Linked DNA regions of Homo sapiens: region 2 is linked to region 1. Evidence: chromatin contacts called from ENCODE Hi-C or POLR2A ChIA-PET data. All regions are on one chromosome and are shown on one strand. Each heading gives the region's core, a stretch centred on a gene start or an enhancer-like site at or near the end of the contact. The rest is flanking DNA. Distances are from core to core; before and after follow the strand shown.

Region 1 (5,297 bases), core at 1,966-4,465:
CAGTGGGACGGGTCTGGCTTTTGCTAGGGTTGATGGAGAGGAGGCAAAGAGAACAGACTGTGCCCTCTGATTGCCCCAAAGGCTAGGCCCTGCCACAAAAGCTGTGCTAGTGGCCCTGTTCACTTGCCCTTTGGGGGTGAGTAGATAGAATTTCCTTCTCTAATTAGCAGCTCAGAAACGCTAAGTCAACAGCCCGTGGTTTGCTGTGGCTGTAATCAGAAAAGGATTCCTATGAAGGCTGCCAAGTGGTTACTCCCCACTTTTTGTTTCTTCTTAACATCCACCTGCTTCCCAAAGTGATCTGCTCCCCCCCGACCTTGGGCTGCACTGGGGAGGGGCGGTCGCTAGGGTGGGGAGGGGGCGAGCCCCAGAACCCACAGGGCAGAGCATGGTGGCTCCATGTATAGGAGGGAGTGAAAGAGATGGGGGTGGCATTTTCTTCCAGGAGAGTTGTGGGGAGATGACCTAACAAGCGCGCCCCTACCCCGCACGGGCGAGAGGGGCAAAGCTGGAGTGAACCCAGCTGAGCCTGGGCCGCCCAGCCCTGGAGGCTGGAGGCGCTGTGGTCAGGAAGCGCTCGGAGGATGGAGCCCTTTTCCCTGTAAGCAGGGGGCCAGGGTCTCACTTCTGAGCCGGCTTCCCACGGACCCCAGGCCCCGGCAGGGTCCTGCAGTGAGGATGATCATGCCCACGGGGTGGGTGGGGTGTTGGCAAAGCGGGGCCGCAGGGCAGGTTCTGGAAGCCACTCCGCGTGGCTGGGCTGGAGTGTGCAGACGTGGGAGAGCCCGGAATGGGGAGCGCGTGTCCGGTTGGAGGCCCGAGACTGGCCTTCCCTCGCTGGGTCTGCGCCGGCAGGCTGCCTAGGTGGGCCTGTCCCGGAGCTCCCCTGGGGCGGAGGCGCGGGAGGCGGGGAAGGGCCGGGCGGCGGGACAGGTGTCCCCAGCGGGAGGTCGGGAACCCGTCGGGGCCGCCCGCGGTGCAGCGGTTCGAGGCCAGGCGACGCGGGCGGGAGGGAGCTCGGCCAGAACTGCTGAGAGCCCCCAGCCGCGCTGGGACTCAGGGGCTCCCTGCCTTTAGCCACTAAGAGGCGGGGCAGGCTGCGGGGTGCCCGGGAGAAGCCAGATGCCTCTCATTTTACACGGACTAATTGGATCCTGCCGCCCGCCTGGGACCTCGGCATTGTCTTGTCCGCTGCACTGACGGGGAAACTGAGGCACGGTGTGAGTAAGGCGGGGGAGGGAGTCGCCGCCTCCGAGCAGGGGCGCGGCCGGTACCCACCCGCACACCCGGCTCCCGCGTGGCCTCTGCTCCTGCTCGGTGCACCGCGGCATCTGGGGAAACCGGGCTGGGCTCCTCTGTCCTCTAGAAGCTATTCATAAGTTTTAGATAAATGTTACTACTAAACACGAGGAAAGTGAATCCATGATTGGCATAGAACAAATGGTTGCACCGCGTTCTCCGCGTTAGATGGAGTGTGTGATTGTGAGTGAGAGGGGAATGGGCACTGAATCCTTACCTACACAAATGCCTAAACTCGTAAGGCATTACGACACACACATCTGAAAATCTAAGTGATAGGAATTCTAATGGTCTGGGATCCAAATGAGACCCAGCCACTGTTAGCAGCCTTCAGTTTTGTCCTGTTGCCCATAATTACCCCAAGGTCAGGGAGAAGCACTGAAGCAAAGGCATGAACATCACTTTGAAAAAGAAACCTGCCTGGGGCACTCCTTCCTTCAGACTCCCCTTGAAAGTATTCCCTCATTTCATTCAAAAGGAGTTAACTTTTCTAAAGTAAGTGGTGCTGGTAGAAGATGCTACCTGATTTAAGTGTTGCCGTAATTCTTGAAGCTCTTCGAAGACATCTTGGCCTTCCTCTGTTCCCTCCCCTTCCTGCTATTTTGCAGACATATCCACTGGGGAATTGTATGGCAGGAAGGCTGATTTTATTTAGCTGGTCCTTGATTCTTGGTTTGCGCAGTATCTGGGTCCAGCCTGCAGCCCTCGGGTCCAGGTAAGTTCATTAGGAAAAGATTTATTTACATTCAATTTAAGGCATCTAGGTCCTAAAACAGCACTTATATTATCTGTGGGATAATCCTGCTTATTAATTTGCAGAATAGTCAGATGTCTATAGAGTTTTGGGTAGGAAAGGGGTAAGCCGCTTTCAAAATTTATTCTCGAGGAGGCTGAAGAGGAGACAAAGGCAGGTTTTGAAATTCTGCTAGAACACTACCACTGGCTAGGAGGAGAGAGAGAAACCATTAATAAGTCATGAGAATAATGGACCTTTTTAACAGAGCTTTCTAGAGAAGCTTATAGCTTATTTTGCACAAATTTTAATGTGTACTTTTTTTTTTGATCAGGTTCACGTATTCAACTTGTATACATTTTCATATTTATGGCTGTGCTAATTTACAGTGTAGGAGAAAACCATCAATATATGTTGAAGAAGAAATCTATGAAGTGCACAATAGAGAGAGTGCATGAAAGAGAATATATTCGATGAAGGCACCCTAGAGCTATTGGACTCTTAGATCGTCAGATCTGGGAGGGTGTTCATCCTTTCCAGTGCATGCAGGAGGAAGCTGAGGCTCTGAGGTTTGGAAACCCGGGAGATACCACTCAGCTGATTTCTAGCAGGTTTGTATTAAATCTTAGTTTTGGAGAGTTAAGAATCTTGAGGAGTGATAACCCTGGCCGTTGAATTAAGGACATGATGTTCTTGGAGAAAATTAATCAGGAAGGGCACTGGGTGAACATTTATCAAGAGATTCTTTAGCAAAGGACAAATATAGGTAAAGCATAGGGAAATGAGCCAGAAATAAATGAATTAAATAAGAACCTATTTTGGGGGGACTAAAAAACAATAACTTCAAAGTTATTTGCAGTATGTGTCCCTTTGCCCCGACCAAGCCAGTATGTCTGACTCATGCGATCACAGCATTCTGCAGAATGACCTCTAGTCTCTATACATTCATACGATATGAATGTATAGAGATCTTGTCTTGATCTGTCTAAGGCAGTGACTGTTGTTCCTTTTTACATATATTACTGGGAGGGTTTTATGCTCAGTGAGTCCCCAACAGCTGTCACTCTGGCTGACTACAGTAGTCTGCAAGCCTCCTCACTTCTGATGAGCAGCCACACCTTGGGCAGTGCACGCCTTGTATTAGTCAGGATGTGGGCTCAGCTGTGTGTCAAGACCCCAAATAACAGTGGCTTATGCAAGGTAGAAGTCTATTTCTGTTTCATGTGCTCATGTCAAAGATGTGCTGGCAGGACAGGTCTGGCCTGTGGAGTCATCTGAGGCCAGGGATTTTCTGTCCCCAAACTCTGTTGCCCTCCTTCAAGGAGTCCCACATGGTTCACCATGCCATGCTCACCCCCACACAGGAAGCGGGAAAGGGCACCCCCTTACCCTTTAAGGCCGGTCATTGCACACAATTACACGCCTCACTTTTTTTTTGCTCATTCCCATGGCCCGTAATTTAGTTTCACGGTCATATCCAGGCTGCAAGGGAGGCTAGGGAGTGCAGTCTATCGTGGGGGGCTAGGAGCCCAGCCAAAATTTCTATTACTCTGGATGAAGGTGAGAAGGGGTATTGGAGATAACTAGTAACTCCACAAAAGCACTGACAAGGATCAGAGTTGATACCCAGTCACCTTCCCAAGTGATGGTCCACACACATTTGGAACCAGGATAGTATTTCTTGCATGCCTGCATTGATTCATTCAACAAATACTTGACTGAAAATAAGGCACTGAAAATAAGGAAGTAGAAAAATGCAGTCACCATCTTCATAAAGCTCTAACCCAGGTTGGTGCCTACTAAGTGATCACTAGTCTAGGTGTGGTGTACAGAGTAAGTGGGGACTGGGGAGGACAGTAATTCAGATGAGAGAGAGAGTGGGTGATTGCAGGGAAAGATGGGAGACAGAAGAGGCTCCTAGCTCTTTCCAGAAGGCACTCCTGGAAAAAGACCAGACCCAGAATTAAAAAAGTCGAGAGTGTAACTGTAGTTGAACTAATGAAACTGAGAGTCCAACCCATAACTTTGTGAGAGGCACAAATGTAATTTTTTATTTTTCAAAATAACATTAATATAATTTCTTCTATATTCCTTGTGCAAACCCTCAATGTTCTACATTAAAGAAGAGGCTAAATAGGAGGTATAAACTTTCTAAATTTTCTTATGAATAAATAGTGCTGAGCTGGGTGGTGGCCATGTCTCTAATCCTAGCTATTCAGGAGGCTGAGGCAGGAGGACCACTTAAGCCTAGGAGTTCGAGTCTGGCCTGGGCAACATCATGAGACTATATCTCTATAAACAAACAAACAAGCAAACAAATAGAACAGAAATAGTGCCACAACTTACTTTGCTGCGTATTTGGGAGAACGCATATTAGTTAATCAAAATCATTTGCTGAAGGTTGTCTACATGCTGTATAAACAAGCTAGATAGACTCTACCTACATCAAGTATGCAAAGCTAGTGAAAGAATTACAGAAGAGTAACCATTTGCTTCCAGGCTGGCGGCTTCTTCCCTGGAGAGCAAGTTGGAGTTTATCCTAACCTGACACCTTTATGATCTTCTGATCATTTTATTCCTGGAATAGTTGTACTCCACATTTTGAAAGGCTAAAATGAAAATTATAGAACCCTCAACAAAGTTTGGTTGATGGAATTTCGATTTGACTGTTTCCAGCCACTTCTGAGTTTAACAAAGGAGGCTCATGTATATTCTTCATGGAATTTGGCTCCAAGAAAACTCAACTCAATTTCCTGGAATGGAGCGGATTTGTGACTTCAAAGAGAAACATCTGCATTTCCTTTTCTAAAAATACTCCATTTGCATTAGACTGCACCCTGTGACATTTCCACCAGATGGCAATACAGTCTTTGGATGACAGAGAGTCTTGCTGGTTTTCAAAATCTAGAAATATTTGTGTAGGCACTATAAAAAAGCATTTTTTAAATGAAAAGCTCCCATAACTGCCCCGCATTCTAAAGCAACCATCTTTATTTGCACATACTCACTTTGAGTTTTTGTCAATATTCATACAGTCGTTAAGTACATTTATAATGTGCATGGCATTTTAGTCTGCTATCAAAATTCAGCACAACATATATCATTCACATATTTCTACATGACCTTCATGATTATTGCAGCAGTTACATACTATTACACATAGTAAACCTTTCCCCTATTGTTACATAGTATGTAGTATGCACTTTTTCACCTGTTATAGATAATGCTGCAGGTAATGGCACACAATTGGCACACAGTTTTGGAA
Region 2 (5,297 bases), core at 1,345-3,844, 320 kb before region 1:
GTCCTGGCACTCACACCTGCCTTGCACATCGGGCTCCTGGGTGGCCACGGGCTGCAGTGAAAGACAAAGCAGGCGGTTTAGCCATTTCCCACGCAGTAGCCCCTCTGCTCACAGAAGAAGAGGCACGCTCCAGCACAGGGCTGGTCAGATGAAAGCTACTTCAAACTCAATTAAAACTGTACATTTCCCCTCCATTCACTTCATAAGTTGAAGGAAAGATGCAAATATACATCCCTGGACAGAGAAGGGTAATTATGGGCTGTGCCACGGACATGAAGGTAAACTCCTGAGCTCACTGGAACCTGTGTAGGTGAGACTAGGAAAAAAACCGCTGGAATGAAAATATCTAGGTATCATTCAACACTATCTTTTCTTCTTATTTGAAATGGAAAAAAAAATAATTAGGAAATACCAAAAGAAAACCTCACAACGATTTCAAAAGCATGACATTAAAATGGCAGCCTGTGTTGAATCCAACATACCGAATACTCAAACCAAGTGCTGGCACACGCAGGAATAAGCATGAGGAGCAGAGATGGAGCCCCACATGCTGGCAGCTGCCTCCTGTCCAGGAGGGCTGAGACGCCCAAACACTAACTGAGAGCCTCACAGGGCCACCTAGACACAGGCGGGAAGGACTCAGCAAGGACATGCCAGGGCAGCCTCTGAGAAGGAAACACATTGGTGGGGGTCTTTTTCCAACTGGCCATACAGCAGAGAGAAGTGAGGATGCTGCTGAAGTATATTAGAAATTCAGGGTTGGGTGCAGTGGCTCACGCCTGTAATCCTAACACTTTGGGAGTCCGAGGCACGTGGATCACCTGAGGTCAGACGTTCGAGACCAGCCTGGCCAATATCATGAAACCTCATCTCTACTAAAAATTCAAAAATTAGCCAGGCGTGGTGATGTGCACCTATAATCCTAGCTACTCGGGAGGCTGAAGCAGGAGAATCGCTTGAACCTGGGAGACAGAAGTTGCAGTGAGCCAAGATTGCGCCACTGCACTCCAAACTGGGCGACAGAGTGAGTGAGACTCCGTCTCAAAAAAAAAAAAAAAAAAAATTCAGAGGTAAGAATTCAAATTAAACAAATTCGGCATCTTTTTCCTCTTCCCACGTGCCCTGACAACCACACACTACTGCACCCATGCCCATCCCACACATCCACTTCCACACCTTCCCCCAATACCTGTATCCATATCTTTACTGCACACACCTGTATACATACTTTCCCACACACCTGTGTCCATGCCTTCCCCACACACCTGTGTCCATCCCTTCCCCTCAGATCTTGTCCATGCTTTCCCCATCATGCACATCTGTGTCCAAACCCTTCAACCCCACACCTGGGTCCATGGCCCTCCCCTGAAAAATGAAAATCCTGCTCCCCCTTAACCTTTCCCATCAGGCCAAGACCTGCTTAGCCTTCAAGTGATAGCCTACATGTCTCAGCCCCCCGTTCTCAATAAATAGTTACTGGATGAATGAATGATAGATTATGATAATAACCATAAAAGACTACCAACTTTTAAGTACTTACTATATGTCAGGCCTCTGCCCTAAGGTCTTGGAAAACATAACGTCACTGAGTACACACAGAAACCTAAGAGGTCACAGAATGACTTGCATTTTTCAGACAACCAGATGGATACTCAGGCAGGTTAGGTCATTTGCCTGGGAGTCCTGCAGCTGTCCCCACAAAGCCCACACTCTTCTCCACTGCAGTAAACTAATGAACAGAGAAGCACAATGGGCATCTGTACCCCAGGCATCTGACTCCAATTCCTGGGCCTCACGACCCTGACTGTAAATAAATCCCAAAAATCTTTAGACATCAGTCAATGCCATTACCTCCAAGGCCACAGAGGCCAAAGGCAAGAGAGGAACAAGAGGAGGACATTTTTTAAAGATCTTGAGATCAGATCCCAATTTAGCGTATCCCTATCAAGTGCAGAATCTGACCCCATGCAAACAGAAACATCTCTCTTCTGCTCCTACGCCCCATGTTCTTGATGGGTTCTATTTTTATTTGCCCCTACATCATTTCCAGTGAGAAGGGATTCCCACAGACAGCCATAGGTAAAGGGTCAAAGAGTTGATTCCACCCGGGACAAGGGAGGCTACGATGACTTAGACCATCAGCCAATTCCATTCATCAGAAGACTGATGGGCTACCACACGCCCTCTGCAGTTTAATGTTCTAATGGAGGAATTAGGGGGCCAGAGGAGCTGGGGGTTACATTTGGATGAGCCACATAAGCAGAGGCTTGAATCATCTCTGCGATGAGACTGGATATGAAGCCTGTAACCAGTTGCAAAGTAAGTTCAACATTTGATATCACCTATCCAACCTCATGTGCTCTAGAAGGGATAGGGAATTTCATTGTTTCAGCATCTCAGAATCATGAAATGAATGAGATTGTTTAATCAAAAGGTCAAGTCCAGTTCACAGGCACTGACATTAGTAGTAATGGTCTTCTTATGACTCGCACTGAATACAGAAGAGAAGGCATGATTTCTGCCTTGTAATTCAGGGGATTAGACAGCTTCCTGACACCACCAGAGGGCACTATAAGACCTTTTATAACCAAGAAGGAAACAAGGGCCCAAGACATGGGAATCGGCCTAACCTTGGTGCTGTCATATGGCTCTTGAGTCAGTCATTTCAGTGATCTGTATTTCAGTGCTGTCTACAGAGGAAGAGGTACCAACATTTATGCATATACCCACTTCATGAGCATCTACTGGGTACAAGCGTCTGTGCGGGTCCCATGAGGAATTCAAGGCAATGATAAGGTAATCGCTCATTCTAGATAAGAAACTGGCAAGAGCAAAGCAACAGTCAACGACACACAGTACAACTGGGAGGCAGTACATTTGGGGGACCAGGTGTCTGACTGACCCAGGAATGAAGGGTATCTCAGGATATGGGACTTTCAGGGTTGAAACCAGCAAAGTTCCTTGCAAATGGGGTAACTGATCACTCTACAGTAAGTAGAACAGTATCATTGGAAGGAAAGCTCAGTGCGATAAATTAGTAAAATTAAGGTGAAAGTGGGTTTAGAAAAGCCTACACATCCTTAATCTAATACCTCATCATTCTTTGAGACGAACTGCAGGTGTCTCCTTCCCCAGGAATTCCTTCCTGAGCCCCCTGCAATGAATGAAATCCCTTACTCTGTGCTTCCACAGGCCTTCAGGCATCTCATCAAATTGTTTTTACCAAAATGGATTATAATGATAGCTTTATATGGCTGCCTTCAAACAAGACTGTGCACTCTCTGAGGGTAAGAATGCTGTGCTTTGCACACTTAGATTTAACTTCGATGTGAAGTCGTATCAGTTATCCTGCCTTGTCTAATCCGTACCAAGGTAAGAAGTTGTTACAACCCACTATGTTTTTATAGAGTGAAGAAGTTGAAATTTTCTAACACTCAGAACTTAATTTCTAGGATTCAGATTTCATAAAACACATGCAAAAAATTGGGGTTTCTAATTGGGACAATATGCTTTTTAAACGACCAGTGACTTAGTATTTTGTTCCTGAGCTGAACAACGTGATTGTTGTGTGCTGCTAAGAATGAAACTGAAAATTATGGAAAAAAAGCCTTTTCCTGGAATTTCTGAGTAACATACCAAGTTGCATTATTTAGAACTAATAATTTGACCTCAATTAACTAACCAAGGGTTGCAATTCAATTAGTGGTTTTGTAGCAAGTCTTATAAATTGTGGGAACTCTGCCAGAGATAGGAAGAGAACAGAACTAAGAAAGAATTTCAGATAGGAATATTGTGAAATCCACTGTCTACAAGCTGGATTCTAGGGTGTATGAACTTTAGAATGAAACTTTTTTTTTTTTTTTTTTGGTGATAATGAGAATTTGCACCAAAAACAAACAAACAAAAAAATGAAACAAACAAACAAAAAAGCTTCTGACCAGTAATTTTTAAATAAAAACTTAAATTTGAAATTCAGGAATATAGAACAGATTAAATGTACAAAAAAGCAGGAAGGTTTTTGTAATATACTCATCATGTACATCAGGAGTGTCTAACCTTCTGGCTTTCCTGGGTCACATTGAAAGAATTGTCTTGGGCCACACATAAAACACACTAACACAACTGCTGATGAGATTAAAAAAAAAATCGCAAAAAAAAAAACCCCTCATAATGTTTTACCAAAGTTTACGAATTTGTGTTGGGCCACATTCAAAGCTTCCCTGGGCCACATGCAGCCTGCGGCCCACTGGTTAGAGAAGCTTGATTTACATGATAACAAAGTGACACTGAAAGAAAACATATTGAAATCCAAAATGCTGAAGGAGTGAGTGCAGACCCTTAAATCACAGCTGCACAGAATGTTGCCCTAGGGAACATGTGACCCCTATTCATGCCAGTGAGGATGCTAGGGCCCAGTGAGGCTGAGTAGCTTACTACCATTGCTGTAGTGACAGCCCAGCAGGGTGGAAATCAGAGGGTCCACCCCAGCACTGCTACCTCCTGGCCAGAACCTGGGGGTCATGCTAGACCCTCTTCCTTCCCTACAGATTACACCAGGTCTAAGCGACTCTACTGCATGCCCACCAGCCCTTTGTCGGCATGGTGGCTGGTGCCTCATTCCCAGCCTGCATTACCTTCCACCTGGATGACCATGGTCTGGCTCACTGCCCACCCATCCTTCACTCTGCTGCCAGAGTCCATTCCACACTGCAGATGGGTGTGTCACTGAACCAGGGTCACTGGCTGCCTGTGGACTTTGAGGAGATGTTGAATGTCCTGTGCCTAATACAGGACGCCTTTCCCTCCAGCAGGGCTGAGCTATTTGTCATGATCCTCACACCACCATGCCTTTGCGAGTTTTGTCTGCTCTCAGGCTCTTTCTCCAGCCATTGTTATCTCTCTGTTTTGGGAACCACAATTCCCAGATTCCTGACAAATGGCTTCTGTCCAGGTTTGGCAGTGGGCAGTGGTGGTGGGAGGTGACTTGAGGGTTGGGGGAAGGGAGTTGCCACAGTATTTTGTGGGCACGTGCAGCAGCTGTGGTGTCTCTGTGGCTCCAGCCCTGCTGGGAAGCTCCTCCCTCCCAGGTCCGAGGTCCTGTGGGCAGCACCAACTCCCAGCTCAAGCAACACGCCCTCTTGTTTACCACTCCAGCCCAGGGGCTGGTAGCAACTTCCTGCTATTGCACTGTCTTCTGTTTCTCAGCTGTATAAAAATAACCCCTGTATTAGATTCTCTGTTTGAAATACCTAGAAACAGTTCTCTAATGTTTCCCACACTGCCCGGTCATTCTGCTT

What was found. A loop is a pair of places that touch in the nucleus more often than their neighbours do. ChIA-PET counts read pairs that join two places held with the same protein, here RNA polymerase II (POLR2A). Pooled maps may share reads with other maps.
Region 2: a pooled map shows a loop between it and region 1 (5-fold over the local background). The contact joins two enhancer-like sites. A Hi-C loop is called at or near these places in 10 of 168 maps with a recorded cell type or tissue (CD14-positive monocyte, GM12878, GM13976 and 6 more) and 8 of 50 pooled maps. POLR2A ChIA-PET finds 5 or more read pairs at or near these places in 3 of 52 experiments (activated CD4-positive, alpha-beta T cell, activated T-cell and naive thymus-derived CD4-positive, alpha-beta T cell).

What each region holds. Positions count from the first base shown.
Region 1 is chr13:23,899,334-23,904,630 of GRCh38, reverse strand. No RefSeq gene overlaps it. Among named protein-coding and RNA genes, the nearest start is that of C1QTNF9B, 4.5 kb to the right of the region's middle. RefSeq lists an enhancer at 672-1,171. Within about 2 kb of position 3,215, at least 2 of the 41 ENCODE cell types and tissues checked have a DNase peak (open chromatin) inside an H3K27ac peak, as active enhancers do.
Region 2 is chr13:24,217,573-24,222,869 of GRCh38, reverse strand. It overlaps SPATA13 (spermatogenesis associated 13), which reads right to left. Exons shown (of 13, transcript NM_001166271.3): 2 at 1-51. Among named protein-coding and RNA genes, the nearest start is that of SPATA13-AS1, 34 kb to the left of the region's middle. RefSeq lists enhancers at 1,485-1,779, 5,045-5,297. Within about 2 kb of position 2,594, at least 9 of the 41 ENCODE cell types and tissues checked have a DNase peak (open chromatin) inside an H3K27ac peak, as active enhancers do.